Regions from separate parts of the Homo sapiens genome. Here region 2 is linked to region 1. Evidence: chromatin loops called from intact Hi-C (ENCODE). Cell type or tissue: IMR-90. All regions are shown on one strand. Links, peaks and the distances in the headings refer to the core of each region. The heading gives the core; the rest is flanking DNA. Region 1 overlaps NDST1 (N-deacetylase and N-sulfotransferase 1). Region 2 has its middle 27 kb from the start of SMIM3.

What was found. Peaks named below come from ENCODE experiments on the same cell type or tissue, not always from the same donor. Only the 100,000 strongest peaks of a DNase experiment are listed, where the experiment ranks them.
Region 2: it touches region 1 in a loop (4-fold over the local background); 7 of 110 quality-filtered maps call a loop at or near these places.

Annotation. Positions count from the first base shown.
Region 1 is chr5:150,557,732-150,573,714 of GRCh38, reverse strand. NDST1 (N-deacetylase and N-sulfotransferase 1) reads right to left here. Exons shown (of 15, transcript NM_001543.5): 15 at 15,504-15,983. Among named protein-coding and RNA genes, the nearest start is that of NDST1, 58 kb to the right of the region's middle. In IMR-90, for the core only: CTCF peaks have their summits at 10,663 (motif pointing left), 12,602 (motif pointing left) and 13,219; DNase peaks (open chromatin) are centred at 10,654, 12,614 and 13,754.
Region 2 is chr5:150,797,275-150,813,257 of GRCh38, reverse strand. No RefSeq gene overlaps it. Among named protein-coding and RNA genes, the nearest start is that of SMIM3, 27 kb to the right of the region's middle. In IMR-90, for the core only: CTCF peaks have their summits at 11,533 (motif pointing right) and 12,030 (motif pointing left); a DNase peak (open chromatin) is centred at 11,997; H3K4me3 peaks cover 639 bases; H3K27ac peaks cover 379 bases.

The DNA of each region.
Region 1 (15,983 bases), core at 9,800-14,799:
CACATGCCCACATGGGTGTCACTTATCAAGCTATGCTCCCAGCCTTTCAGTGGTTCTCTGAACTCAGCTGAGACCATTTCTAGAGGACTGTTTAAAGAATAAGGCATCCTGCTGTCTTCTACATAGATTAGGATGTCCCCCTCAAGCTGACTTGGCCCAGCTAAGAACCAGGTGAGCACAGCTTATTGGGTGCTCCCCCCACCCAGGGTCTCCCTGACCCCCCTGTCCTTTGGTATGATGGGTCAGCGAGGGCCATTAGGGAAACAGCCCTGTGGAAATAACTATAAACACGCTCAAAGGTTAAGCCACAAAAATGTTCCGCATAGCTTTGTTTATGATACTAAAAAATATCTAGAATAACCCACATATTCAACAATTAAATAAAGTGCGATACATCCATAAAATGGAATTCCATAAAGAGGGTTATTTAACAACACCGAGAGATGGTCACAATTTATCTGTAAGTGAAAAAAGCAGATTATAACATCTTATGTTGGAAGAGGAAAACCTCCAGGCAGTTCAGTGAACGAAACTGAGGGGTGTAGAATGAGGGGTGCTTCAGGGTGCAGACTTGGAAGCTGGAGGCCCGGGTCCTCCGGCAGCCTCTGCCCCCTTGCAGCCAAAAGACTTTGGGCCATTCACCAAACCTAAAAAGCTAGAGGTGGCCATCTGTACAATTGGGATAATATTGTACATACAGGCCGGGCGCGGTGGCTCACGCCTGTAATCCTAGCACTTTGGGAGGCCGAGGCGGGTGGATCATGAGGTCAGGAGATCGAGACCATCCTGGCTAACAAGGTGAAACCCCGTCTCTACTAAAAATACAAAAAATTAGCCGGGCGCGGTGGCGGGCGCCTGTAGTCCCAGCTACTCGGGAGGCTGAGGCAGGAGAATGGCGTGAACCCGGGAAGCGGAGCTTGCAGTGAGCCGAGATTGCGCCACTGCACTCCAGCCTGGGCGACAGAGCGAGACTCCGTCTCAAAAAAAAAAAAAAAAAAATATTGTACATACAGACATACTAGCCACTTAGCACACTGTGTGTGGCCTGCGACAGACATACAGACTAAGCATGCAACAGACATTATAAACATCACGTATGGGCTTAATTCCATATTATGGGTGATTTTCATTTTCTTACATTTGCCTATTTGTATTTTTTTTTTTTTTTTTTTGAGACGGAGTCTCGCTCTGTCACCCAGGCTGGAGTGCAGTGGCGCAATCTCGGCTCACTGCAAGCTCCGCCTCTTGGGTTCACGCCATTCTCCTGCCTCAGCCTCCTGAGTAGCTGGGACTACAGGCGCCCGCCACCATGCCCGGCTAATTTTTTGTATTTTTAGTAGAGACAGTGTTTCACCATGTTAGCCAGGATGTTCTCATCTCCTGACCTCGTGATCCACCCGCCTCGGCCTCCCAAAGTGCTGGGATTACAGGTGTGAGCCACCGCGCCCAGCGCCTATTTGTATTTTTAAATTTTTCTGCGATGAATGTTATTAATTGTATTAACTTAAAAAGTAAAAGCAAACATGACCTTACAAGGAAACAGCCCAATGGAACTCATTCCTGTGTTAATAGCCAGCATGTTGTTAAGGACATTGCTTATTATGCTGCCCTAGTGAGATTTCCTGGGAGAAACTATGATCTGCTCTTGGAACCAGGAGGCTTTGCTGGTCACACTGGCTGCCTGTGGGCTTCAAACAGCTGTGTACCTAACCTCAATGCCCACTGTGACAGAATTATTTAAATAAACTATGACACAGCTCTACCATGTACACCAGTTTGTCATGTACATAGGAGAATATCTGAGAGATTTCCACCAAAGGGTTAGAAGTATTACTGGGGGACAGGAAAGAGGGGGACATTTGAGCCTTAAATTTTGTGCACTTCACTAATGATTGCAATTCTTTCACAATAATCTTGTATTATAATCAAAATAGAAATAACATAATTTGATGTAGTAGAGAAATATTTAATAACATATAAATATGTTGACAATTTATTATGATTTAAAAGAGTTTGTAGGCTGGGCGTGGTGGCTTATGCCTATAATCCCTGCATTTTGGAAGGCCAAGGCGGGTGGATCACTTGAGGCCAGGAGTTCAAGATGAGCCTGGTCAACATGGTGAAACCCCTCTTTTTCTTTTTCTTTTCTTTTTTTTTTTTTCGAGATGGAGTCTTGCACTGTTGCCCGGGTTGGAGTGTAATGGCGCAATCCTGGCTCACTGCAACCTCCACCTTTCAGGTTTGAGTGATTCTCCTGCCTCAGCCTCCTGAGTAGCTGGGATTACAGGTGCCCGCCACCATGCTCGGCTAATTTTTTATATTTTTAGTAGAGAAGGGGTTTCACTATGTTGGCCAGGCTGGTCTCAAACTCCTGACCTTGTGATCCGCCCACCTCAGCCTCCCAAAGTGCTGGGATTACAGGCAGGAGCCATTGTGCCCGGCTGTGAAGCCCCCTCTTTACTAAAAATAGAAAAATTAGCCAGGCATGGTGCCACACACCTGTAGTCCCAACTACGTGGGAGGCTGAGGCATGAGAATCTAACCACTTGAACTCAGGAGGTGGAGGTTGCAGTAAGCCAAGATTGCAACGCTACACTCCAGCCTGGGTGACAGAGCAAGACTCTGTCTCAAAAAATAAAAATAAAAATAAAGGAGGTTTGTAAAATACAGTGTATGCATATTCTCCTTTCTGCAAAAACAACTTTATATATCAGACAGAAAGGAAATGTCCTAAAATGTGAAACATGATTATCCAGGGTGGTGGGATACAGACATTTAGATTTTCTTCTTATGTGTCTGTATGTTCTAAAGTTTCCACAATAGAGATTTATAACTCTTGTGATGAAAGAAAAAAATGCATTTTCTTAAAAGGAAAGATTTGGCCCCAACTCTCCCCTGCCTTGAGTGCCTAAGTCACGGCAAACTCATTCTTAGCCTTCTCGCCTCCTCGCTCCTCACCTAGGCGTGTCTGTTTCCGTATGGGCCACCTTGCTGTCCTTCCTGTGTCCTTGTAAAGGGCCTGAAATCCTCGTTAGAACCAGGCAAGGCAGAAGCCAGGACACAGGCCCAGCCCACTGCTCAGCGTCCAGTGGTCCCCCAACCACCCGCCGCCGCCTCCTGGGGCATTGTTCTCATTAGTGGGGATGCAAAGCAGACCCAAAGGCGGAACTATAAACACCAGAGGCAGAGACCCATAAACAGCTGGGTAACCAACTCCAGCTGTGCAGATGGGCCCTGGCCACACTGGGGGGCAGATGGGGGCTGGGAATTGCCCTTTGCCTGTCCTCCTTAGGCCATGAGCTGCCAGGAGCCGGGTGGGCACCACTAGTTAGAGAACTGGAGGGTGGAGGGTCTGCACAAACCTAAGTGAGATTACATGCAAGTGAGCAGGAGTCTGGGGGCCAAGGATTCTCAGGCACCTGAGCCCCATTACCTATGCACCTGGGCCTCAATTTACCTATCTGAAAATGGGGAAGAAAAGAAGTAACAGACTAGATGGGCTTTCTCAGCTCTACTACATCATGACCCACCCATAAATCTATGCACTAGGCCTAAATGCCTATAATGTATCTGTCTGTAATATAATAAAAATATATACTATGCGATAACATAAACAAATGTTGTAACTAAATTATCTGTACCATAACCCATACATATTATATGTTTTATATCAGCCTCTTTAATGTTATGTTTCTAAATGTTTAATGACCATCTCTGGATATCTGTGATCAGAGAGTATGTGGAGGCAAGCCAGGAAGACCTCCTGGGAGAAGGGAGACTTAAAGCCTATGAATTCGACAGGCAAAAGGAATGAGCCTCCAAAAAGGTTCTAATGGAGGAGAAGGGAGGGAAATGAGTGTGAGGGGATTTATAGGGCTGTTGAGGGTCATCCAGGGAAGGGATCCATGTCCATCTTCCACCCTAGAAACAAATATTCTGGCACAGGAGAGGGCAGGGAGAAAGCACACTGGACTGAAGTGACTAAGATTTGCCAGCCCCAGAAGCTCCCAAACCTGGTTACATAACAGGACTACTGGGGAACTTGGTAAAATACAGACTCTTGGGCCCTTCCCAGGGCTCCTGAATCAGAATCTAGGACAGTAGTGTCTGAATATTTCAATTTTTACTAATTGCCTGGTGGAGTCTGAGGCTAGAAGTCTGTTACAGGTGGGTGTTTGGGAACCTCTGGCCCAGAGCTCCCAGTGTCTGTGGATTGGATGTAGGGCAGAAGGAACACCCATGATTTTCACATCCTGTCCTGTGTCTGATCAACCAACACAGGGTATAGTCATTGCCAGGCAGCTGGTGCCACCCTATGCTTGGGGCCTGATGGGACTGGGAACCCTTGAGAAGCTCATCACCTACTGAGGGGTCCAGACCCCCATATCAGTCATCTGAGCTCAGTGCTGGATGTTGGAATCTTCTCAGGTGGCACAGCCCAAAGGGTGGATGCTGGAGGAGCCCAGAGGAGCAAAAGCAAACCTCTGAAAGCAGGACTAGGAAGGGGAGCACAGAAGGCTCTAGAGAAGATACTCTGAAGGATGGGGAGGATTCAGGTGATGGAACAGGAAAGGAACAAACAGACAAGGTGGAGGGAATGATGGGATCAAAAGCGAGAAGTGCAGAGGCAGTAGAGGTAAAAATCATATGGGAACCATTTTCTGGCCATATGGTTTGTCAGGGGCCCTTTCTGTTGGGCACTGTGAAAAGGCAGTGTGCTGAACAGCCTGGGCCAGGGGACCAGAGAGCACATCTCCCATGTCATAGGCAGCTGGCCCAATGTCCCAGAGGAAAAGCCCAAGCCTGGGACTCCCCCCACCTACCTGGGGGAGACTCTCCCTGTCCACCAGGCCCAGCCATGTGACTTTCCCAGTTCCCCCAGCTGGGATCACATGAGGCAGGCATGGGCAGGGGAGAGTGGAAAGTTCCAACTCTGACCCCAAGATCAGAATCTCCTTTTCCAGAGGGGCCCCTGAGGCCAAGTCAACCCTGATCCAGGTCACATCTCCCCAAGCCAATTCAAAAATGGGCAAAAGACTTGAACAAACATTTCTCCAAAGAGACATACAAATGTCCACCAAATACATAAAAAGATAATCAACATCATTAGTCATTAGGGAAATGCAAATAATAACCACAATGTGGTACCACTTCATATCCATTAGGATGGCTATAATTTAAAAAAAAAAAAAAAAGGAAAATGAGGCCAGGCTCACACCTGTAATCTCAGCACTTTGAGAGCCCGAGAGGGGAGGATCACTTGAGCCCAGGAGTTAGAGGCTGCAGTGAGCAATGATCACACCACTGCACTCCAGCCTGCGCAACAGAGTAAAATGCTATCTCTTAAATAATAATAACAATAATAATAATAATAATGCCAGGCACATTGGCTCACACCTGTAATCCCAGCACTTTGGGAGGCTGAGGTGGGCAGATCTCTTGAGCCCAGGAGTTTGAGACCAGCCTGGGCAACATGGCAAAACTCTGTCTCTATAAAAAATACAAAAATTTTCCAGGTGTGGTGGTGCACAACTGTAGTCCCAGCTACTCAGGAGGCCAAGGTGGGAGGATCCCTTCAGCCCGGGGGGAGGAGGTTGCAGTGAGCCATAATCCCATCACTGCACTCTCGCCTGGGCAACAGAACGAGACTCTGTCTCAAAAATAAATAAAATAAAGTGGAAAAAACAAGTTTTGGTGAGGATGTGGAGAAATTGGAACCCTTGTATATTGCTGGTGGAAATGCAAAATGATTCAACTGCTCTGGCAAAAAGTTTGCTGGTGCCTGAAAAAGTTAAACATAGAATTACCTTATGACCCAGCATTTCCCTCCTACGTCTATACCTAAAGGAATTTCAAATAGATAATTGTACATGAGTATTCATTGCAGCACTATTCACAATAGCCAAAAAGTGGAAACAACCTAAATGTACATCAACTAATGAATGGATAAACAAACATACCAATAATGGAATCGTAGTCAGCCATTAAAAATGAAGTATTAACACAAGCTACAACATGGATGAACCTTGAAAGCACATTGAGTGAAAGAAACCAGGCACAAAAGGCCACATATGGAAGAAGGATTCCATTTATGGGAAATGTTCCGAATATGCAATTCATTGAAACAGAAAGTGGTTCAGTGTCTGCCAGGGCCTGAGAGAAGGGAAGAATGAGGAATGACCACTTACTGCTATGAGGTTTCTTCTTGAGGTGATGAAATGTTCTGGAATTAGATAGTGGTGATGGTTGCACAATTTGCTAAAAACCACTGAATTATACACTTTATTATTTTGTGTATGTAAATTATATTTCAATTTACATAAACAGAGCTGCCTTGAATGCCATGTATGTATTTTTATTGTGGTGAAATACATATAACATAAAATTTGCCATTTTAACCATTTTAAAGTGCACAATTCAGTGGCATTAGTACATTCACAATGTTACACAACCATTGCTACTATCTATTGTCAACACTCTCCATCACCCAAGGAGAAACTTTGTGCTCCTTAAGCAATAACTCCCATCCTCCCTCTCCCCTCAGCCATGGTAACCTCTAGCCTACTTCTTATCTCTGTGAATTTGCCTATTCTAGATATTTAGTATAAAGGAAATCGGACAATATTCGTCTTTTTGTGTGTCTGGCTTATTTTATTTCACATAATGTTTTCAAGGCTAATTTATGTTGTACCATGTATCAGAATTTCTTCCTTCCTTTTTTGTGGTGGAATAATATTCCATTGTATTATATACCACATTTTATTTTCTCATTCATCTATTGATGGACACCTGTGCTCTTTCCAGCTTTTGGTTATTGTGAATACTGTTTAACCTTTTGATGAAACACTAAACTGTTTTCCACAGTAGCTGTACCATTTCACATTCCCACTAGCAATGTATAAGGGTTCCAATTTCTCCACATCCTCATCAAAACTTATTTTCCTTAAAAAAAAAAAAAAAATATATATATATATATATATATATATATATATATATATATATATATATAGCCGGCCACATGTGGTGGCTTATGCCTGTAATCCTAGAATTTTGGGAAGACCAGGTGGGCAGATCAGCTGAGGTCATGGGTTCCAGATCAGCCTGGCCAACATGGTGAAACCCCATCTCTACTACAAATACAAAAATTAGCCGGGTCTGGTGGTGGATGCCTGGAGACTGAGGCAGGAGAATTGCTTGAACTCGGGAGGTGGAGGTTGCAGTGAGCCGAGATCACACCACTGCACTCCAGCCTGGGTGACAGAGCAAGACTCCGTCTCAAAAAAAAAACAAAAAACAAAAAACAAACAAACAAAAAAATTATAGCCATCCTAGTAGGTGAGAAGTGGTTTTGATTTGCATTTCACTAATGACTAATGTGTTGAGCACCTTTTCATGAGTGTGTTGGCCATTGTACGTCTTCTTTGGAGAAACATCCATTCAAGTCATTTTCCCATTTTTTAATTGGATTGTTTGTCTTTTTGTTGTTGAGTTGTTCTTTATATTTTTTGGATATTAGGCCCTTATGAGACATATGATTTGCAAATATTTTCTCCCGTTATGTGGATTGTCTCTTAACTCTCTTCATAGTGTCCTTTTTTCTTTCTTTCTTTTTTGAGACAGGGTCTTGCTCTGTCACCCAGGCTGAAGTGCAATGATGCAATCTTGGTTCACTGCAACCTCCACTTCCCAGGCTGAAGGGGTCATCCCACCTCAGCCTCCCAAGTAGCTGGGACCACAGGCACACCACCATGCCCAGCTAATTGTTGTATTTTTTGCAGAGATGGGGTTTCACCATGATGCCCAGGCTGGTCTTGAGCTTCTGGTCTTAAGTGATCCACCCACCTAGGTCTCCCAAAGTGCCAGGATTACAGGTGTGAACCATGGCGCCTGGCCTTAATGGTGTCCTTTGACACACAAAAGTCTTTTAAATTTTAATGAAGACAAATTTATTTTTTTTCTTTGTTGCCTGTGCTTTTCGTGTCATATTTAAGAAACCATTACCAAATTCAAGGTCATAGATATTTGCACTGATGTTTCTAATAGTTCTAAGTTTAGCTCTTAAATTTAAGTCTTTGATCAATTCTCACTTAGTCTTGGCATATGGTATGTGGTAAGGGTTCAACTTCATTCTTTTGCATGTGATATCCAGGTTTTGGAGCACTATTCTTTCTCCAGTGAAAGGTCTTAGCACCCTTGTCAAAAATCAATTGGCAATAGATGTGAGGGCTTGTTTCTGGGCTCTCAATTCTACCCCAGGGTCTATATGTCTATCCTATGCCAGTAGCACACTGTTATAATTACTGTAGATTTGCAGAAGTTTTGTTTTTTTGTTTTGTTGTGTTTTGTTTTTGAGACAGAGTCTCACTCTGTTGCCCAGGCTGGAGTGCAGTGGTGCGACCTCGGCTCACTGTAACCTCTGCCTCCCGAGTTCAAGTGATTCTCCAGCCTCAGCCTCCCAAGTAGCTGGGACTACAGGCACGCGCCATCGCGTCCAGCTGATTTTTGTATTTTTAGTAGAGACGGGGTTTTGCCATGTTGGCCAGGCTGGTCTCGAACTCCCAATCTCAGATGGTCCACCCACCTCGGCCTCCCAAAGTCCTGGGATTACAGGTGTAAGCCACCGTGCCTGGCCTGCAGTAAGTTCTGAAATCAGAAAGCATGAATCCTACAACTGCGTCATTTTTTTTCAAGATTGTTTTGGCTATTCTGAGTTTCTTGAAATTCCATATGAATATTAGGAATTTTCATATTAGGAATTTTTTTTTTCATTTCTGGAAAAAAACCTATTGGATTTTGATAGGAATTGCAAAAAATCTGTATATTCCTTAACAATATTAAGTCTTCTAATCAAACATGGGATGTCTTTCCATTCATTTAGATCTTTAATTTCTTCAAGAAATGTTTTATAGTTTTCTGTATTCAAGTTTCTCACCACCTTGATTAAATTATTCCTATATATTTATTATTATTATTATTATTATTATTATTATTATTATTATTATTATTTTGAGAGAGAGTTTACCTCTTGTTGCCTAGGCTGGAGTGCAGCAGCATGATCTCAGCTCACCACAACCTCCACCTACAGGGTTCAGATGATTCTCCTGCCTCAGCCCCCCAAGTAGCTGGGATTACAGGCATGTGCCACCACACCCGGCTCATTTTGTACTGTTAGTAGGGATGGGGTTTCACCATGTTGGCCAGGCTGATCTCAAACTCCTGACCTTGGGTGATCCACCCGCCTCGGCCTCCCAAAGTTCCGGGATTACAGGTGTCAGCCACCACGCCCAGCCTATATTTTATTCTTTTTGATGCTATCATAAGTAGAATTGTTTTCTTAACTTCCTTTTTGGATTGTTCATTATAGTGTATAGAAATTCAATGGATTTTGTGTATTGATTTTGTATCCTGAAATTTTGCAAAATTCACTTATTAACTCTAATAGTTTGTGTATGTGTATGAATTCTTTTGGGTTTTCTAGGCATTAAGATCATGTCATCTATAAATAGAGATAGTATTACTTCTTTCTTTCCAATTTGGATGCCTTTTGTTTTTTTCTTGCCTAATTGCTCTGGCTAGAACTTCCAGTATTGTGTTGAGTATAAGTTTCTAATCTTAACTAGAAGTTATGAAAACAGACATCCTTGTCTTGTTCCTCATCCTAGGGGAAATGCTTTCAGTTTTTCACCATTAAGAATTATGTCACTTGAGCCCAGGAGTTCTAGACCAGCCTGGGCAACATGGCGAGACCCTGTCTCTACAACAAAAATAAAAAATTAGCCAGGCGTGGCACGTGCCTGTAGTCCCAGCAATTTGGGAGGCTGAGGTGGGAGGATCGCTTGAGCCTGGGAGGTCGAGGTTGCAGTAAGCCACGACTGTGCCACTGCACTCCAGCCTGGGCAACAGAGTGAGATCCTGTCTCAAAAAAAAAGTTATGTTAGCTGTGAGTTTTTCACATATGGCATTTATCATGTTGAAAGAGTTCTTTTCTAGTACTAGTTTGATAAGCGTTTATATCATGAAAGGGTGTTGGATTTTGTCAGATGCTTTTTCTGCATCAATTGAGATGATCATGTGGTTTTTTCCCCCTTCATTCTAATAATGTGGTACATTACTTTGATTTTCATATGTTGAACCACCCTTGCATTCCTAGGATAAAACCCACTTGATCATGGCATATAATTTTTTTGTTTTGTTTTGTTTTTTGAGATGGAGTCTCGCCTTATCACCCAGGCTGGACTGCACTGTCGCAATCTTGGCTCACTGCAACCTCCGCCTCCTGGGTTCAAGCGATTCTCCTGGCTCAGCCTCCCGAGTAGCTGGGATTACAGGTGCATGCTGCCATGCCTGGCTAATTTTTGTATTTTTAGTAGAGATGGGGTTTTGCCATGTTGGCCAGGCTGGTCTTGAACTCCTGACCTCAGGTGATCCACCTGCCTCAGCCTCCCAAAGTGCTGGGATTACAGGTGTGAGCCACCACGCCTGGCCTGCAATTTTCTTTTCTTGTAGAGTCTTAGTTTCAGTATCAAGGTAATGCTTGGCCTCATAGAATGAGTTGGGAATGTTCTCTCCTCTTTAGATTTTTGGTAAGAATTTAAGAGAAGGATTGATGTTAATTCTCCTTTAAATGTTTTGTAGGATTCACCAATGATGCCACCTGGTGGTAGGCATTTCTTTGCTGGGAGTTTTTTGATTACCGATTCAATCTCCTGACTTGTTACAGGCCTATTCAGATTTTCTATTTCCTCTTGAGTCAGTTTTGGTAGTTTGTGTGTCTCTAGGAATTTGTCCATTGCATCTAGAGCATCTGATTTTTTAACGTGCAGCTGCTTATAGCAGTCTCTCATGTTCCTTGTTTTCCTGTGAAGTTGGTGTTATGTGTGTGTGTTTTGAAGGGTCATTCTCAGCGCCTCAGATCACCCACCACTTCCATTTCAAGGTCCCAGGAAGAACAATCAAATGTAATGAGTTTCCACATTGAGTGGGCCACTTGACTCCTCAGCCCATCCTCATCTGCCTCAGGACAAAGGTGGCAGTGCCACCCCCAGGCTCAGGCTCAGAAATGGGGTCTGTATGTGTGTGAAACCAGGAACTGGCAGAGACTTTACTGAGCACTCACTGTGTAGCAGGCTCCTGCTGAGGGCTTTCCAGACACTGTCTCTTCACTCCTCACAACATCTCTGTCACCTCAGTCCTGTGACTATCCCCACTTCACAAAAGCAAAGACTGAGGCTCAGAGACATGAATTACTTGACCAAGGTCACACAGCCAACACTGAGCCTGTATTTGAAACCAGATCTACCCGGCTGTGCATATTTTGACTACTGTGCTGCACAGCCTATTCCTTCCCAAGGGAGAACACCCCAGAATGGGGCAAAGGCCAAGGAATTCAAGCTCCAGTTTTTACCCCCACTCCCTGAAAGGTGTAATAGAGCAGAGCTTCTCCAAGTACCCATGCAGAGGAGCCCTCCATCTGCTGCCATGCAGAGCAACAGACACCCTCCACCAATTACCCATGCAGAGGAGCCCTCTGCTGCCATGCAGAGCAGTAAATACCCTCCACCCACTGACCAGAGGCCCCCATGGAAAAGCACAGTGCAGAATAGCCTGAGGGTACACACCAGCAGGGTGTGCATGCTCACGCAACTGTTTGTATATGTAAAACAATTTCTGGAAAGATCCACAGAAACTGCTAATGGTGGTTTCCTCTGAAGAAGTGAGTTGGAGGACAAAGGTCAGGGAGTGGAAGGAGACATACATCTCACACCATTCCCTGTTTGTACTTCTGTTTTAGATTTGTAGGTACACATACTGTTAGGCACCTTTAACAGCTTCCCAGGATCACCCAGTCCCCAGCCCTGAAAAGGGCAGAGCCAGGCTCGGGGAATTGTCCCCACTCTGCCTCATGGTCATGGCATTTCCCTGTGCCAGGACACATTCCCAGCCTCAGGCCCAGGGGGCAGGACAGCCTAGTGGACTCCAGGCTGTGGAGTCTCATGGATCAATGACTACCAGCTCTGTGATCCTGACAGAGTTACTTAACCTCTCTGAACTCAAATTCCTCAAATATACAATGGGAATGATAATACCTACCTCAGAGGATTGTTATGAAGATTAAAAGAGGCCGGGCAAGGTGGCCGATGCCTGTAATCCCTGCACTTTGGGAGGCTGAGGCAGGAGGATCATTTGAGGCCAGGAGTTCAAGACCAGCCTGGGCCACATGGCAAAACCCCATCTTCACAAAAAATACAAAATAATTAGCCTGGCGTGGTGGTGCATGCCTGTAATCCCAGCTACTCAGAAGGCTGAGGTGGGAGAATGGCTTGAGCCCAGGAGCTTGAGGCTGCAGTGAGCCGAGATCACTGCATTCCAACCTGGGTGACACAGTGAGACACTGTCACAAAAAGAAAAAATTTTAAAGATAGCACTTGATAAGCAGAGGGTCTGCCTGACAGGATAAGAAATACTTTTTATTTATATTATTTAATTTATTGATGTTAATATTGATAATATTATTGCCCCACCACCATTAACCACCAGCCCAGTCTTCCCGGGAGGCATTCGCGCTGACTACACTGTGAGAGGCTAGGATAATAGTGCCCCCTGGTGGACATCTTTTGGACTGCATCTGATGAGTACCTACCATCTAGTACCACTAGAGAAAGAACAGGAGTCAAAATTCAGTTCCATTTCTTCCTTTTTACCCCTAAATATTAGGTTGGTGCAAAAGTAATTTCAAAAAACTAATATCTCACATGTACTTCATTAGATACTCTTACATAACAGTAAAATAATCAAAACCAGAAAATTGAACATCGGTTGAATAGTATTATCTAATCCACACGGTCCATCCTGACATTCTGCTAGGTGTCCCTATGGTATCCTTTATAGCTAATTGTTTCATGGTCCAGGACCCCTCCAGGGTCACACATGGCATTTGATTACCACATCTCTTTAGTATCCTTTAATCCTGAACCATTTCTCAGCTTTTCTGTATCTTTCATCACCTTGACATTGTTGGAGTTCAAGCCAGTTATTTTGCAAAATGTCCCTCAATACGGATGTGTCTGTCTGTTCCCCTTGGCTGGATTCATGTCCCGTGTTTTCGTTAGGAATTTCCCAGGTGTTGCACTGGGTCCTTCCCATTGCATCATATCGGGAGACATGGTGTCAATTTGTTCCAGCAATGGTGATGTTAACCCTAGCTCCCCCGTCTGTCAGCTTGGGGAAGCTAAGCTCCCAGGGCCAGAGAGGAGCTGAGACTGGCCTACAGTCACAGGAAAGTCAGGATCCTCAGCTCAGGGTCTTCACGAATGCTTAGGATAAATGCAGCCAGGCAAGAAATTGATCACCGGCACCTAGGCCTCCTCCAGATCCTAACTCCATAGGAGCTTAAGGGCTGGGTAAAGCAGTGTTGGCCTTCATCGCATCGTCATGTAAGTCTAGCTGCTTGGAGTCCCCCTTTCTGCTTTGTCCATTTCTATTTTTCATTAAGACTTTTTCATTCCACAAATGATATGCAAATGCATTATCCTTGTCTTATATATATTTCAGCCAAGGCTGAAGTCTCCTTTGAAAGTTCCCCTTCTCAGTCTTTCCTCCCCTAGTATCAGTTTGATATGAGACGTCTATCTACAACCCCAGGAAAAATACAAACTGTAGTGTTCTCTTTCCATGATGGTCACATTGTATAAGTCTGTCATAGAAATTTCCCTGGCAGGGCTTGGAGACTGAGCTCATTACTTTCAACTGAATCATCATTACAGTGAATGGATACACTGGAGGTTACCTAGCTGAGACCCTGTGGATGGACATCTAGGTTGTTCCCAGCGTTTTCCTATTGTGAAACACACTGCCCTACACGCATGATCCAGGCTTCTCCAAGGTAACTCCCCACCTCTAGAAGCCCAAACCACTCCTGGGGCACCAGATTTACTGGGTGGACATCCCCGTGGGGGGTGAGGAGGGGCTGATGGGCTGCTACTCATTCAGCCTATTAGAACTGCAGGACTTTTAGGACCTCTGGAAGCAACTGGGCTGGGTTTTCACAATGTGTTTTGAGAAATCTTAGGGTTCCAAGATAGCCTGAGAGACAGGGAGGAGGTGAGCTGGGAAGAGTCCAGAGCTTCACTCCCACTCCAACCACAGAGCACCCCCACCTTTACCTGGTTTTCAATTAAGTGATTCTTTCAAAACAGAATCTCAGCTGTATGTAAATTCAAAAATCCCTGTTGCAGGCTGACCCCTCAGTTGGCACAGTCACCTTTCTGCACCATGCCTCTGGATCTGCTCTTGTCCATGCAGCCTCCAGCTGTGTTCTTGCTGGTGAGGGCCACCTGACCCAAACCAAGCTCCCAGCTGACGAACTGCAAAGAGGGCTCTGCAGGTGCTGCCCTTGTGCCATCAGAGGTGGCACTGTGGTATTTCACTTTGAACATACTGGGTCCTGGGAAGCAGGACTGCCCAGCTGTGTCCCCAGCATGCCCCTCCTCTGTCCCTCAGAAGCTGTGCACATTTCTGGGTACCGTCTCTGACAAACATGGTGGCCTGATTCAGTGTTCCCAAACTTCCCTGAACACCAAGGAGTCTGTTAAAGTACACAGTGCTGGGTCCCACCCCAGAGGTTCTGAGTGAGCAGATTTTGGGGGAGCCCAGGAATGTATATTGTTTAAAGCTTCCCAAGGGGATTCTGAAGGAGCATGTCTGATCACCTGCATTGCAGACACTGGCCTGGGCCCCTACCTGTGAACTCTCCTTCTCCAGGCAAATCTCGAGTCTGGCCCTCAATTAGGCTGTGAGGGCTTCAGTCATTTGTTTTACCCTAAGTTTTCCTGGACAGTGGGGCTCTCCGTATTAATTAGAACCCATAGGAACCATGGATCTGAGTCAGAGTTTCCCACTCTGAGCCAGAGTTACACTGGGCTGCCTCAGTGTACTGGAGGGCTCCTTATAAATTCCTCAGTGTACTGGAGGGCTCCTTAAAGATGTTGGGCCCCACCCCACATCTGCTGGAGCTGAATCTCTGGAAGTAGACCTGGGAATCTGCATGTTTTAGGCAAGTTCTTCAAGTGAGGCCATGGAGTCCAACTCCCTCCATGCGTCTAAAAGGTGAGGGAAATGGGATAAAACAGTAAAAGTGGCTTGCCCCCAGCTACAATATACATTAGTAGCAGAAATTGTTCCAGCCCCCAAGTCTCCTCTCGGTCCAGTGCCCGACACCCAGGGCTTCTGAGCAATCCAGCTTGTCTGAGGGCTTCTATCACCTGAGATGCCCCCTGTGGCTGCCCTAGGATAGGCCTCTGCTGTATCTGGGAAATCTTCCATTTATAACCCAGTGAAAATGATCTGCGTTGACCAAGTCACCATGTGTATAGGTGTGTGCATACATGTGGGCACGTGTGCATGCCTGAGGTGGCAGGGACAAGCGGGCTTTGGCCGTGCATGCAAACACCCCTACTCCACCCTTCCCTGCGGGCCTTGCAAAAAGGTCAGACAGGACCAAGGTGTACAAACAGAACCCCACTTTATTAGCAGTTAGTTCGAGATTGTACATTAATGGAGGAAGGTCTCACCTTTAACACAACCCAAAACGGCTGGTTCGAGAGCCCTCATCAGGCGAACTGGATAGCACCCCCTCTCCCCACTCTCCCCACCCCCCTACAAGGGAAGGAAACCTCTGCCTGCTTCCCCAGTGTGCCCCCCACCCTCTCCAGTCGGCCCTCTCCTCTCCCAGGAAATGACATGAATTTCATGCACAAATTACAAAAGGAGCCCTCTTGCTAATAATAAAAGCTAACACAGTCATAGAAAACCCTCTCCTCCCTCATTCTCCTCCAGGGCCGGAAACAGTAAGAGCAGGAGGGATGAACTTCTTAGGATAAAACGCATCCAGTTTCCCCCAGGTTCCTGGCATTGACCCCACAAAACCCTATGCCAGTCCCTTAGGGAAGCTGAAAACTCGCCAGCCGTCTGAGCTGGCAAGGGCA
Region 2 (15,983 bases), core at 10,028-15,027, 240 kb before region 1:
TTGGAGTACAGGTGGTATTTAGTTATATCAGTAAGTTCTTTAGTGGTGATTTGTGAGATTTTGGAGCACTCATAACCCAAGCAGTATATGCTGTACCCTATTTGTAGTCTTTTATCCCTCACTCCCCTCACACCCTTCCCCCCAAGTCCCCAAAGTCCATTGTATCATTCTTATGCCTTTGCGTCTTCATAGCTTAGCTCTCACATATCAGTGAGAACATATGATGTTTGGTTTTCCATTCCTGAGTTACATCACTTAGAATAATAGTCTCCAATCACATCCAGGTCACTGCAAATGCCATTAATTCATTCCTTTTTATGGCTGAGTAGTATTCCATCATATATATATATATATATATATATATATATATATATATATATATATACACACACACACACACACACACACACACACACACAGTTTCTTTTTCCACTCATTGACGGGCATTTGGGTTAGTTCCATGATTTCACAATTGCAAATTGTACTGTTACAAACATGCATGTGCAAGTATCTTTTTCATATAATGACTTCAATTCCTCTGGATAGATACCCAGTAGTGTGATTGCTGGATTAAATGGTAGTTCTACTTTTAGTTCTTTAAGGAATCTCCACGGTGTTTTCCATAGTGGCTGTGCTAGTTTACATTCCCACCAGCAGTGTGGAAGTGTTCCCTGATCACCACATCCATGCCAACATCTACTGTTTTTTAATTTTTTTTTTTTTTGAGACGAAGTCTCGCTCTTGTCCCCCAGGCTGTAGTGCAATAGCACGATCTCGGCTCACCGCAACCTTGGCCTCCCAGGTTCATATGATTCTCCTCCCTCAGCCTCCCGAGTAGCTGGGATTACAGGCACCTGCCACCACGCCAGGCTAATTTTTGTATTTGCAGTAGAGACAGGGTTTCACCATGTTGGCCAGGCTGGTCTCAAACTCCCGACCTCAGGTGATCTGCCTCGGCCTCCCAAAGTGCTGGGATTACAGGCATAAGCCACCATGCCTGGCCATTTTTTAATATTTTGATTATGGCCATTCTTGCAGGAGTAAGGTGGTATCACATTGTGGTTTTGATTTGCATTTCCCTGATCATTAGTGATGCTGAGCATTTTTTCATGTATGTTCATTGACCATTTGTATATCTTCTTTTGAGAATTGTCTATTCATGTCCTTTGCCCACTTTTTGATGGGATTTTTTTTTCTTACTGGTTTGTTTGAGTTTGTTGTAGATTCCGGATATTAGTCCTTTGTCAGATGTATAGATTGTGAAGATTTTCTCCCACTCTGTGGGTTGTCTGTTTACCCTGCTGACTGTTCCTTTTGCCATGCAAAAGCCCTTTAGTTTAATTAAGTCCCAACTATTTATCTTATTTAAAAAAGTTAACTGTAAAACAGCCTCAGGTAGGTCCTTCAGAAGGTATTGCAGAAGAAGCCATTGTTATCCTAGAAATGTGATTTTGGTCAAGTTACTTTACCCCACTGAGTTTCAGTTTTTTCACCTATAAAATTGGAGTAACAATGGAACTACAGAATAAGAATGTAGTTCTGAAATTTAAATGAGACACCTTGTAGAAAGCAAATGGTGGTTGCCTGGCATGGGCATTACATAAGCTGGCCAATAATGTAGGAAGGTAAGGCCTCAGTGCAAGCTTGTAAAGACATGAAAAATACAATGCAGGGAACAGGGTAGGTTTTTTAGTACAATTTAGAGTAGTTAGATTAAGCAGGAAACTTACCAAGTTACTGTAAAACTGACAATTAAATAATAATAGCTGTTAACTAAGTTTAGAAAGCCAGCCTCTTCTAAGTAATTACTCAGGTTTTCCTTTTAGAAACTGGTTCCTTTTAGAAACTGGGTCACCATTATTTAACAAAAGGCAAACAGCGTAAGAAATCTTCCTTCTTATATGTCTTTTTCTAAATTATGGAAAGGCTTATTGAAAGTGATTCACAGGCCAGGCGCGGTGGCTCATGCCTGTAATCCCAGCATTTTGGAAGGCCAAGGCGGGTGGATCACCTGAGGTCAGGAGTTCGAGACCAGCCTGACCAAGACTGTGAAACGCTGTCTCTACTAAAAATACAAAAATTAGCCAGGTGTAGTGGAGCATGTTTGTAATCCCAGCTACTCAGGAGGCTGAGACAGGAGAATCGCTTGAACCTGGGAGGCAAAGGTCACAGTGAGCTGAGATTGCACCATTGCACTCCAGCCTGGGAGACAGACTGAGTCTCCATCTCAAAAAAATAAAAAAAAAGAAAAGAAAAGAAAGTGATTCACTGTGTAGTTTAAAGTTTAAAAGTTTAACCCTTAGAACATGCTTTAAAACACAGAGAAAAGAAATAAAATTATGAAATGAAATGGTATAAATTATAAAGTACCTTTTGAAATCCTTAATGCCGTAATTAAAGAGAAAACATTTTCTTTATGTACAATCTTTTCAAAATATGTAATTAGCAAATTAATACTGCCTCATCTATCTTGGGCTTGTAATTGAGACATCTGACAATTATATCCCCAAAAAATTTATACACTACCAATTCTATGATTATTGCCTTTGAAAATTAACCACTTTTTCTATGAATCACACATACACAGCTTCCAAGTGGAACATTGGTTTATAGTCAGCAAGACAACATCCAGTCCTGGATCTGCCACTTACTGGCTGTGGAGTCTGGCAAGTGACAACTTCTTTCATCTTGACTGCTTCAATTAGTAAAATGTAATCAAGTTCATTATGTCACTAAAATGAGATAATACAGAGCTTGATAAATAGTACTCAGCAAATACTAACTTGAAAATAAAATGATAACTTCTCTTTTATCCTTTCCTTGTTCAGATCAATCCAAAGGCCACTAAGTGGCAAGAGAAATGAATATGGCAAGGATAGGGGGAATCCTGTGGTTACCCAAATCAGAGTGCTAAAGCCCAGGCAAGGTGAGGATGCTGGACTAGTTAGGGGTAATGGAGCTCAAGTAGAGCAAGAAGAACATCAACGAGAGGAGAAGCCTGGTGTGGGATATTGAAGCCCAAGCAGGTAGGGAAAGCATTGCACAGGGAGTGTGGGATGCAGCAGCAATGACAGACTGGTGACATACAGAAGGCTTGATCAAAAATATATCAAGACTTCTCACTATTGGAGAAGGAAGTTTCAAATATAGAAGGAGAGAAAACATGAATGAGCCCTGTGCTGTTAGATTGGAATTGGAGATATCAAAGTGAACCCATGGTTTTCAATAGGGATATAGAAGTATAGGTGTAAAAATGTGCTTATGTATGTATATAAGTATATATATATATTAACTAGCTCTGTCCATTGAAAACAGGAAGTAACAAGCCCTCAGTAACAATGAGCACACCTGGTTCTGACATCTTTTCTGAAGACCATACTCCAAAACAGGATCCAAGTCTCCTTGGAGAAATGGCTGATCCCAAGTCTAGGGCAGGGAAACTATAAGATGAGCCTGGGACATCTTTGCCAGGAAGTAAAGAAGCACTGAAAGACTTATGAGAACATATCAAAAAGACTCTTGAAAGAGTTCTCACTTGGGGCGGTCTGACCCGCAGACCCTGAGCCAGCCATGGATGAATGAAGTACACTGACACACAGATATTCTGCTTTGCCAGTCCAGCTGAGTGTCCAAGCCACTTACAGACTCCCTGGAGAGTACTGTAAACAGTTGTGACTGTGGCCCTGACCAGCTAGTGAGACTCACATTTATTTGGGGAAGATTAATTGACAAAGGCTTGAGTCAACACCACTAGAGGGTAATTGACACTGTGGAATTCCCAAGTAGAAAGCAATTAAGCACCTGCCGTACATCAAAGGTTAGTCTTAAGACCACATGAGTAAACAAGCTAGCTAGATAACTTCCCCACATTCCTTAGTTACTACTTTAACTTATTTAACTAAAGGTAAAGGGACCAGGCCGCCTTCAGCCAGATCTATTACTGATGTTATACAAACTCTCAGGCCTTCCAAGAGAGTTTGTGGCTATTACTATAACTATCTTTAATATTTTTCCCACCAGCCTTATTGAACCCCCACACTGAGCATCAAACTAAATAATGAAAGCAACTGGTTTTAACCTACTGAATAAAATAGGAACCCATGAGTCCACACTGAAATAAATAAATGAATGGACAAATTGAAAGTCTGATGAGGAACAGGATATTTGCATAGTCTCAAAGTACCACCTTACAAAATATTTATTAATTACAAAGGGAAGAAAGAGTAACTTTACAGTGGAGAAGTCTAGCAGACACCAATCAGTGACCAAAGTTAACATCACCAGTAATGAGGTGAATCAAAATTGTCACCATTGCTATGATATTCCTATCAAAGATGCAAACCTAAATCTATTCATAAGAAAACATTAGGTGAACTCAAATTGAGAGCTATTCTACAAAATAATTGGCCTGTAATCTTCAAAAGTGTTAAGGTCATAAAGGCCAAGAAAGACTAGGGAACTGTTCCACATTGAAGAAAACCAAACAGATATGACAACAAAATGAAACACATGACGCTGAACTGGATCCCTTTGCTATGAAGGACATCATTGAGAAAATTGAGGAAACTTGAAAGAATTTGAGGATTATATGGTAGTAACCTATCACTGTTAATTTGCTGACTTTGATGGTAATATGGTTATGTAGAAGAATGTTTGTAGGAAACATTCTTGTTTGTAGTGGAATACATAGAAGTAGTCAGGTAAGTTGAATGAGCATGTTAGCAACTACACTCAAAAAATTTCAAAAGAAAGTTCTTTTACTGTACTTGTAACTTTTTACAAGTTTGAGATTGTCTTTAAATACAAAGTAAATGGAAAGCATACAAATGAAAGAGAAAAAATACCAAATCCACTCTGAAAGAAGGAAAAGCCATGTGAGATTGTTCACATAGGAAAAGGATGATACAATGAAATGAAAGAAAGAATAAATTTTGTAAATCTCGATATTCTCTTAGAAGATAATCAAAACAAACATTGTTTTAGAAATGTATGCCTTCTGAGATTCAAATAATCATTTTCACTGTTAGTATGAATCATAACTTCATTTAATGCAGGAGTACTTTAAATTTCTTTCCACCATCAGTCAAAATTTCTCCTAAATAAAGGACATGCTGGGGTTATTGTAGAAAAATAGTCTAGCATATCTACGGCTACCCTGCTTCAGCTCATGACGACTAAATAATTGAAAACTGTTCTGTATCACAGAAGGAAAAAAAAGTCTTTTCTACCATGAAAATTAAGAGGCCATTTGTTAAAAGAAAGGCTCTAAACATTAGAGCAGGAGCATCCCGATGATTTGTTTTTAATGAATGAGTAAGGAGTTATGAGCTCCTGGGCAATTGAACCTCTTACATATGCCTGACATTTTCAAATTAAACAAGTGCTGATCATTATCATAGAGGCATGGGCCTTTGAGAAAATTAAGAAGTTTATAAGAATTATATTAAAAATATCTAACAGGGTAAGGAATGAACATTATCACTTGAAGCGAAGAGATATTATCACCATCAAGAATTTAAAAAAAAAGAATAAGAATAGAGAAGAATAAAGAAAAAAAGAACTCAGAGTCAAGTAGATTCAATGGAGTAAATGGAGAAACATCTCAGGATAATCAGAAAATTAAGACAAAACTTACCTGGTCTGAGGCAACATAAAATATGAAAGGCCTCATAAGTTTATTTTATACTAATCCCACCTATATGCTTGGGAAATGTATGTGTTCCTGCCAATACCTGGAAGACATGCAATGATTCCTGGCTGTAAACCAAGGAGAAGAAAAATGACATCAAAGTTACAGTCTCCATCAGTAAGCTTGAATTGTTTACTAATAATCAGAGGCACTAAAGAGTTCGGAAAGGTCTGGGACATGTCATAGAGGGAAAAAAGTTGTACTGCTCTACATCTTCTCCCTAAAATGGAAAGAGTAGAACACTGTGGGAGCTCCTGTAGGTGGGAACAAAAATCAGAAAATGAGGCAATACTTTCATTTCTACAACCCTCTTGACACTTCCAGTCCCAGTTCACTGGTCCAATTGTACAGAAACATACTTGAGGGAGATTCTTAATTAGAACATTTTTCTTGAAAAATTTTTGATAGAGAACATTTTGAAATTTATTTTTATTGCTTTCCCCCACTTGATCTTGACTGATTAGATCAAACATACATTAGCTCTGTCAGTGTCCAGGTTTTAGCCCTAACTGGAGAGAGAGAAGGCAGGGAACTTTCTTCGTTTAACAAAGTAAATACCGCCACAAGAAAAAGTGTTTCCTGAAGAAAGAGATTAACAAAATTGCTTTTACAAAGTAGACTTGTTAAGGGCTGCATGGCTGTGTGTTTATTTGGTGCTTTTCCTGGCCTTTTCACCAAACTTTGGGGATCTGGCTCTGAAGTTTGTGCTTCCCACCATCCATGGTCCACCCCCTCTTCTGGAATGTTTTCAACTGGACACCTAAGAATTCATGTAAGGAGAATTGTTTCTCCTGCTCTTTCTCCCGACAGAAATTACTGACCTCGCTGGTTTTCTATCAAAAGAAAAAATTATTTCACGTGAATCTAGTAGTTGGGTAACATTTCTGTAAGATTATATAAACAAAATAATGGTTTTGCAGGTGCTAAGAATTCTGAGAAGCAATGAGAAGATTTCTCATATACCTCAACATATTCCAAGAATGAGATGTTCTTCCATGATTTGATGACCAAGAAATCGTGTTTTCTATAGTTTGAAGTAGAAGTTTTAAAATATATTTTGAGGCATTTTCACTTTTCGCTTCTAATGTTAATCTATTTTAACCTTATGTATTAAGATTCACCAGAGAAACAGAACCAGTGGTATATCCTCTTGGTTCTTCAATAAATCTCCATATTTATTAAGTGAAAGAAAAAGAGAGAGACAGAGACAGAGATTAATTATGGGAATTAGCTCATGTGATTACAGAGGCTGAGAAGCTCTGCAACCTGCTATCTGCAAGTTGGAGAATTTGGAAAGCCAGTGGGTAATTTAGCCCAAGTGTGAAGATCAGAGAACCAGAAATTCTGTCATCCAAGGATGGGAGAAGATGGATGTGCCAGCTCAAGAAAAGAGAACAAATTTGCCTTTCCTCCACCTTTTTCTTCTATTCGAGTCCTCACTGGGTTGGTTGATGGACTCTCTAACCACCACATTGGTGAGAGTAATCTACTTTACTCAGCCTACCAATTCAAATACTAACCTCTTCTGGAAACATCTTCACAGATACATCCAGAAATAATGTTTTACCAGCTATCTGGGCATCCTTCAGCCCAGTCAAGTTAACACATAAAATTAATCAGCACATACCACCTCTTCTGTTCAAATTTTCATTACCCAATTTTAGGGAGAAAATTGCTCTGGTACCCAGCTAAACTCTGACTTCATAGAAATATTTCGGCCAGGTGCAGTGATTGAGTCTGCCATTTTGTTTGCTATTGTGTTAATTCTTGTCTGTTTTTTCAGGTGTCCTAAGCTTCTATTTTATATGTAGCTTTGGATACCTCAGCTCTGTCTGATCATTAAAGCTGCTTTTGTCACATTCGGCCTTTCAGAATAAAATAGAGCCTCTCAGAGGGCAGAGCTACTTCCTACCCTCTCCCTAAGTTTAGAGATCCCTTTAGATTGACAGGAATCCATAGCCCTTGCCAAAAAGAAATATTTTTTTTCAGAATGCATAGCCTATTTTCTCCAAACAATTGCTTTCCTTGTACTGCAGCACTCTAAGTGAAAGAGTCCCCTTTTCAGAATTTAAAAAGCTTGACTAAAGTTAAAAGGATGTATTCCTCCATTATTCCATACAGCTAAGCTTTGGTAAGCATCAGTGAAAAACTCCGACTCTTAGAAGTTTTCTCGGGCTCTTTCCTGGGTGACTTTTTCTTCTTTTCCACTATCTCATTTTCTTCCCAATGTGATGACTGAGTTCTGAGTGTCTCCATACTTAAGCTACTGGTTTTTATTGAGGTTTTTCCATCACCCTAACATCCTAACTTAATGTTTCTGAAGAGAATATTACCAAAACATTGCATTTTATCCAAAAACATTCTCTGAGAGGCTGTTTCTGAGGTAAAATATTTAATTAAAATATGTATTTCATCACACACACACACACACACACACGCACGCACACACACACAAAGCGATCTGAGTAAAATATGAGAAGACAAAGTAACTCCCTGAAATTAAAACATATTTAGGGATATCATTTATTTTTCTCCTCAGTCCATACTCTGCCTGGGTACAGTGTCCTTCCTATTCCATCTCCTTAGCTCACATTCTGGTTATTCACCTTCCTGGTCTCTGTTTTTTGCCTTTTTTCCTCACTCCCCCCACCCCTCTTTCTAATGGCTACCATGTCATCTCCCCTTACCCAATAATGTTTATTCTTTCAAATAACTTTTTTTTTTTTTTTTTGAGACAGAGTCGCCCTCTGTCGCCCAGGCTAGAGTGTAGTGGCGCCATCTTGGCTCACTGCAACCTCCGCCTCTCGGGTTCCAGTGATTCTCCTGCCTCCCAGCCTCTCGAGTAGCTGGGATTACAGGCATCCACCACCACACCTGGCTAATTATTCTTTAGAATTCTTAACCCATTCATGCAACTGTGAAAAAACTCTCTCATTCCCCTATCAGCTTACCCTGTGTATTAGCTTCCTGTGGCCGCTGTAACAAATGACCACAAACTTGGTGGCTTAAAACAACAGAAATTTATACTCACGCAGTTGGATGCCAGGAGTCCAAAATCAGAGTGTTAGCAGGGCCACACTCCTCTGGAGGCCAGGGGATGATGTACTTCTTACCTCTTCCGTCTTCTGGTGGCTACAAACTTGCCTTGATTTGTGGCACATCACTCCAGTCTCTGTCTCCATGGTTACATTGCCTCTTTCTCATCTCTGTGTGTCAGTCCTTCGTGTGTCTTTTATAAGGACTCTTGTCACTGGGTTAGAACCCACTCAGATAATCCAGGATCACCTCCCCATCTGGAGATCCTTAACTTAATGACATCTACAAAGACCCCCTTTTTTTTTCAAAGTAACATTCACAGGTTCTGCGATTTAGGAAGTGGACATAATTTTGGGGGGGCCACTATTCAATCCATTACTCCGAGACAGTATAGTTCTCCGTTTAGAAAGTGATAAGCTCCTTGCAACAAAATGGAAAGATGTGGTTCACTTAGCTTAACTTCCCATAAATTCAAAATAATTTAGTACTAAGTGTGGAAAAGAAAAACTAAAGAGCAATCAATTCCCCTTATGCCCAGAGATTCCATAAATCATTCTTTGACCAAGTGCCACTCAATTCCTAGAACACAAAATATCTTCATTTTTAGAGTAGGTATCAATTCTTTATTATACATGACCCAAACAATTGCTATGTAGAATGAGACAACAGCATTCATACTGAACTTTTCCTAACAACAACAACAACAACAACAAGTAACTATGTTTTCTGAGGTGCAAATCTTGATTGAAGGTAAATAGAAGCATAAAGGGCTCCAATAGTAGAAATTCTAAAGGCACTCATAACTATTTTAAAATTCAGAGGCCAGGCATGGTGGTTCGCATCTGTAATCCCAGCACTTTGGGAGGCCAAGATGGGAGGATTGCTTGAGACCAGGAGTTCAAGACCAGCCTGGTCAACACAGTGAGACCCCATCTCTATAAAAAGAACATATATATATATAAAATAAAGAATGTACTTATATCATTATTATGAAATTTGTTGTTGAAATGAAAAATTACTAAAACTGTTTTCATGACATATCTATGATTTTTCTCTCCATTGCCCTGTGTCTTCATTGACACTGAATTTCAATCACTGCTAAACTCTTATTGTACAGTAATATTATCATCTGTTTTTTTCATTAATATGCTAAGACACAATCTGAGAAGAAAGACTGCTCACTAAAGTAAAACAACTTTAAGAAAAAATATAAATACAAGGGTAATTAAGTTATTTGAATTAGAATTCTATGCTATTTCCTAATTTTTCCTCAGACTTATAACTGTCTCTTACCCTCCCCAACTCCAATCCTCTTTGTCCTTTCCACTTTCCTTTTATTGCCTTCCGAATTTTTCCCCAAGACGTTTGGTTGAAACCCATATAGCGAAACCAATCAAGCCAATGTGCCCCACCCATATATAATTTTTTACGGTAGTGCTAATGATCTTCCTTTGTTTTTAGGTAACATTTAAGCACTGAGTACTTATTACAGGCTCTCTGTAAGTGTTCTAGATTCAGCACCTTGTTTAAACCCCTCAGCGGCACTGTGGAGGCAAATATGATCCCCTTTTTTACAAACAAGGGCAATGAAACTCTTAAATGTTACTTTCTAAAGGGAACACGCTGGTGGAGCCAGATGGGAATTTGGTCTGCTTGACTCTAAAATTAAATGATTCTCTCTATAACTATTGCTGTCCAGCTTTAAAAGTAGATACAATAATTTTTGTAATTTTTAAAAATGATGTTATAGACCTGCTAAAACAGAAACATTTTTCCTACCATGTAAATCTTTATGGGAATTGAAGAGCCTTTCATTTGCTTTAATTAAATACCTTGTGTGATTGGAACAATTTCAAAGTTGCATTAATGCAACTTGGCCTTAAAAATTTCAAAGGAAATATTATCATTGTCATTTCATTTCACAGTCTCAGTTCCATTCTCTCTCTTTAGCAAGAATTATATAAGGGCCTAATTAAAGTTTTAGCTTACTGAAAGATTTTTAATGTTTTTTGCACCCTTAAAACTTTAGAAAGCAATTTCTGTGAGGAATTAATACTTAAAAATTGAATACTTTGTGTTTTATTAAATAATTGTGGATTCATTAAGAAACATTTTCTAAAAGGAACTTAGTATAGAAGAGATACAAGTTTTATACTTGTTCTAAGGCTGATCCTACAGGATAACAGTAAGGAAATTGCTAATCTCATTACTTCAGTGATTTTTAAAATCCCACATCATTAGGGGCATAGACCATTGGTGTTTTTACATTATTGGCCATCTTATAATTACTACTATTGAGAGCCTCTTCTAAGTCAGACATTAACCAACTACCTTACTTATATTACCTCATTTAATTCTCCCCATGCTCTAGTAGTTATCATCACCATTTTACAGATGTAGAAACTGAAGCTCATTATTGTTAATAATAGATCACATTTTGCTATATTTTACCTTTTCACTTTGCATTCATCACCCCATGTAATAATCATAACAATCCTTTGAAGTAGGTATAATTATTTTCACTCGTATTTTACAGAAGAGGAAATTGAGGCTCAAAGAGTTTATGTTATTTGCTCACGATCACAAAGCTAAGAAATAGTGAAGGTCCTCGCTCTTAGTCTCTGGTTATAGTGTTCCTGGAAAGGGAAGGAGGATGACAGCCAACCTGTAATGCAAAGTATGACTTCTTCCCCACCCCCAGAGAAGATAGGGGCGGAGGTGAGGTAAGTCATGATTAGCGACCTTCAAAATGTTCAGACATTTCCCAAGAAAAAGGAAGTTGATCTCTTCAGTGTGGCCTCAAGAGGGCAGAACTAGCATCCCTGAATCCTTAATCCCACTCTCACCGAGGGAGGAATTCTAACAAAACAGCTAATAAGGGGTGGCTTCAGCAAGACGTGAACCTCCTTTTCACTGGCACGTGGCTCTCAGACTTTAACCTGTTTGTTGAGCACTTACGGATTGTTTTTGCAAAGCAGATACTGAAGAACCAGTTCCAGAGATTCTCGGTCAGTACGTCTGAAGCAGGGCCCTGGAAGCTGCATTTGTAAGCAAATGCTCCTGTGTGAATCTGACACAAGCAGTCCAGGATCACACAGGAGAAATACTGAAAAGGCAACAACTGGCAACCTGTATTATACGGGATGTTGGACTGCATGAGCCCTGTGTTATCGCTACAGTCTCTGAAGCCAGAACTGGGAACATAAAATCTTGATCTGCTAGGAATGTTGTAGGACTGACTCTCACAACTTCGGCAGGCTAACCACTCCATTTGAAAAAAAAGTTATATCGCCATCTGGTGGACTGCCTAAAAGTTATTCAAACTCACCCTAAAAGCACGGAATGATTTTCTCATTTAATTCGGATACACTGCACACTTCACAGACCAGGAATCAAGACTCAGAAGAGTTCAGAAGAGTGTAGGCCACATAGAGCCTGGGTCTCACACCCACCGGTTCCCAGTCTACTACTACGCATGGGCTTGATTTGCTTGCTCAATCACAAAATTTTCCAGGTTTTCCTTTGGCGGAAGATTTAAGTCCCAGACAGCTATCACAGTGAAACAAAGTTCCCAAATACTTCAGTGCAATGTTTCTCAAAGGACAGCAAGTTGCCTTAAAAATGCAGAATTCTTGGCTCCGTCATAGGCCCACTGAAATAGAATCTTTGCAGATAAGGACCAGGATTTTGAGTGGTGGCGGGTGCCTGTAGTCCCAGCTACTCGGGAGGGTGAGGCAGGAGAATGGCCTGAACCCGGGAGGCGGAGCTTGCAGTGAGCAGAGATCGCGCCACTGCCCTCCAGCCTGGGCGACAGAGCGAGACTCCATCTCAAAAAAAGAAAAGCTCCTCAGGTGATTCTGTTGCATACTAAAGTTTGAGAACCATTGCCTTTGAGAAGAAACACTCGATTTATGGATGGAAAGGAAGAAGCTTTCCATCTGCAAATTAAAAATAATCCTTATTAGTGACAACTAATACTAAATACTATTACTGAAACTAAAAGGAAATAAGATTTGCTGTTGGGAGGTAGTACTACAAATTTATTTCCAAACATATTTATCATGAAATGGATGGCTACATGATATAAACAGCTGCATGTACATTTCAGGTGGATCACGTTACACTTTAACATGTACGCACAGGAGTGTGCACACATGTACACACAGTCTCCCAAACTGCATTCCCTTGAACTAGGTAGATATGTATAGAGGCATGCCATTAGAATGTTTGTTTCCAAAGACACATATTTGGTTGAAAAAAGAAATCAGTTTAAGCCAGTTACATTTGAGGTATAACAGAAAAAATTACCCCTGTAAGAAGAAATGGAACAAAATACCACCAAAATAATTTTATTAGTGACAAATTGACAATATATATATTCATGACTTTATTATAGATAATTGTTTTGGGTTGGTGCAAAAGTAATGCAGTTTTTACCATTCTAAAAGTAATGGCAAAATCTGCAATTTTTTTGGTGTTGAGAAGGTGCAATTTTGTATTTTGCTTTTTGTTAACTACCAATATAATAGATAGTGCTCAGTTGCCGTGTTTTATTTCATTGTTTGTACCATATTTACCAGACCATTCCTTTATGTCTGTATAAATATTACAATTGTTTCTCTTTTTTTCTTCTAGTAATTATCAAACTAGTTGGTTATTTCTGGAGTTGGAGTTGGGGAGGGGGAAGTTTGGAAGAAATGTTATTAATGATCTTTAGTTATTGCAAGAAATAGTGTTCTGATTTACCAAACATCCTTTTCTTCCAAAACGTTACTTCTGCTACCTTCAGTAAATGTTAAATGTAGAAAGATGAACTGACACGTATTGGGAGCAGATGGAAAATATGTTCATGTATTGTTCTTACCTATAAGCACACATATATTCTTTACATTTTTAAATGTAAATCATCTCACACAACTAATATAAGCACTAATTTCAATAGATACAATTTTTAAACTTTGTTACATATTATCAGACCGCTTATTTTTCAAAGAGGCCAACAAAACACTATACATTTTCTAACTCAACTATCTCACTTTTTGTTTGTTTGTTTTTTTAGTAGAGACAGGGTTTCACCATACTGGCCAGGCTGATCTCTAATTCCTGACCTCAAGTGATCCGCCTGTGTTGGCATCCCAGAGTGTTCATTATTCTTATAGTATTGTTTCAGCAATACTATAAGCAAAGTTCTCATTCTGTCGCCACCAGTAGACCTCTCTGAGCTCTCCTTGAGGCCACCAGTTCCTTGCCATCTCTATTGCTAGAAGACCATCTGCCTCCCATTAACAGACTTCTTCTTCTGTAATACTGGATCACATGATGGACTTAGAAGTTGAATTGCTAGGATAATAATTGATAGGAATTAATAGATTTTTCTTCCATCTGGATCAATTAAGGTATACTCTGGCAAATGGAAATTAAACATGCTTGCTTTATTTATTTATTTATTTATTTAGAGCCAGAGTCTCGCTCTATTGCCCAGGCTGGAGTGCAGTGGCGCAACCTCGGCTCAGTGCAACCTCCACCTCCCAGGTTCAAGTGATTCTCTTGCCTCAGCCTCTCAAGTAGGTGGGACTACAGGCGCCTACCACCATGCCCAGCTAATTTTTGTACTTTTAGTAGAGAGGGGGTTTCACCACGTTGGCCAGGCTGGTCTCGAACTCCTGTCCTCTGGACCTCCCAAAGTGCTGGGATTACAGGCGTGAGCCACCACGTCCAGCCTAAACATGCTTTAATATGGGGAATTATGTGCTGAAAATCATTAAAAGGATTGGGAGAGCACAGAAGGCAGGGGTTACTAGAATTCCTTCCAGATCAATACTGCAGAACCGGCCATCCTGGGGAGCTACTACTTCCGTAACAAGTGGGAAGCTAGGGAACAAGAAAGCCACAGCCTTGGCTGTGGGCTGCAGGACTGTCCCACCTCAACTGAGATCCAGGCATGAGAAAGCTGCGGGCTTGGCTCCAGATTGTGCTGCAGCTTTGGGATTCACACCAGTGTTGTGATTGTCTCACACCCTGTCCTAGCTCTCCCAGCTGAACTGGGTTCCAAACTAAAACATGGTATGCATGCATCTGAACAGCAAAGCCTAAATCACTTTTGAATCTCTATCAAGTGTAGTTACAGAAATACAGGTTTTTACTTTCATTGTAGTTTTTTGTTGTTGTTTTATTTTCCAGCCTCTGCCATCCAGGAAGGCATGCCAGAAAAACAGTTGGAAGAGATGCTGAGCAAACCTATCAGAATCTTATGACATCTTAACTATCCCCTTGCTATGGTCTGAATGTTTGTGTCCCTGCAAAATTCATATGTTGAAACCCAACCCCATGGTGATGGCACTAAGAGGTGAAGCCTTTGGGAGGTGATGAGGTCATGAGGACTCTGCTGTAATGAATGGGATTAGTTTCCATGTAAAAGAGGCCTGAGGGAGCTTGTTTGTCTCTTCCACCATGAGGACACATAGAAAGTACCATCTATAGGCCGGGCACCGTGGCTCATGCCTGTAATCCCAACACTTTGGGAGGCCAAGGCAGGCGGATCACCTGAGGTCGGGAGATCGAGACCAGCCTGACCAACATGGAGAAACCCCATCTCTACAAAAAATACAAAATTAGCCAGGCATGGTGGTGCATGCCAGTAATCCCAGCTACTCGGGAGGCTGAGGCAAGAGAATAGCTTGACCCTGGGAGGCGGAGGTTGTGGTGAGCCGAGATCGTACCATTGCACTCCAGCCTGGGCAACAAGAGCAAAACTCTGTCTCAAAAAAAAAAAAAAAAAAAAACACAACCATCTATGAGGGACAGGCTCTCACCAGACACAAAATCTGCATGTGCTTTGAACCTCCCTGTCTCCAGAACTGTGAGCAGTAAATTTCTGTTGTTTCTGAATTACCAGTCTCAGGTATTTTGTTAGAGCCACCCAAATGTACTAAGACAGAAACCCCCTTCACCATTTCCCCCTGACGCTCTCCTCTAACTCTTACCTCTGTATTACAATGCTACTCTTGGAAAGGTTTCTGTTCTCACTGTCTCAACTTCCTAACCTCCCACTCATTTCTTAACCTACAAAATACTATTAGGGCTGGGCGTGGTGGCTCATACCTGTAATCCCAGCACTTTGGGAGGTGGAGGTAGGTGGATCACTTGAGGTCAGGAGTTCGAGACCAGCCTGGCCAATATGGTGAAACCCCATCTCTACTGAAAAAAAAAAAAAATATATATATATATATATATATATGTATATAATTGCACCTCTATT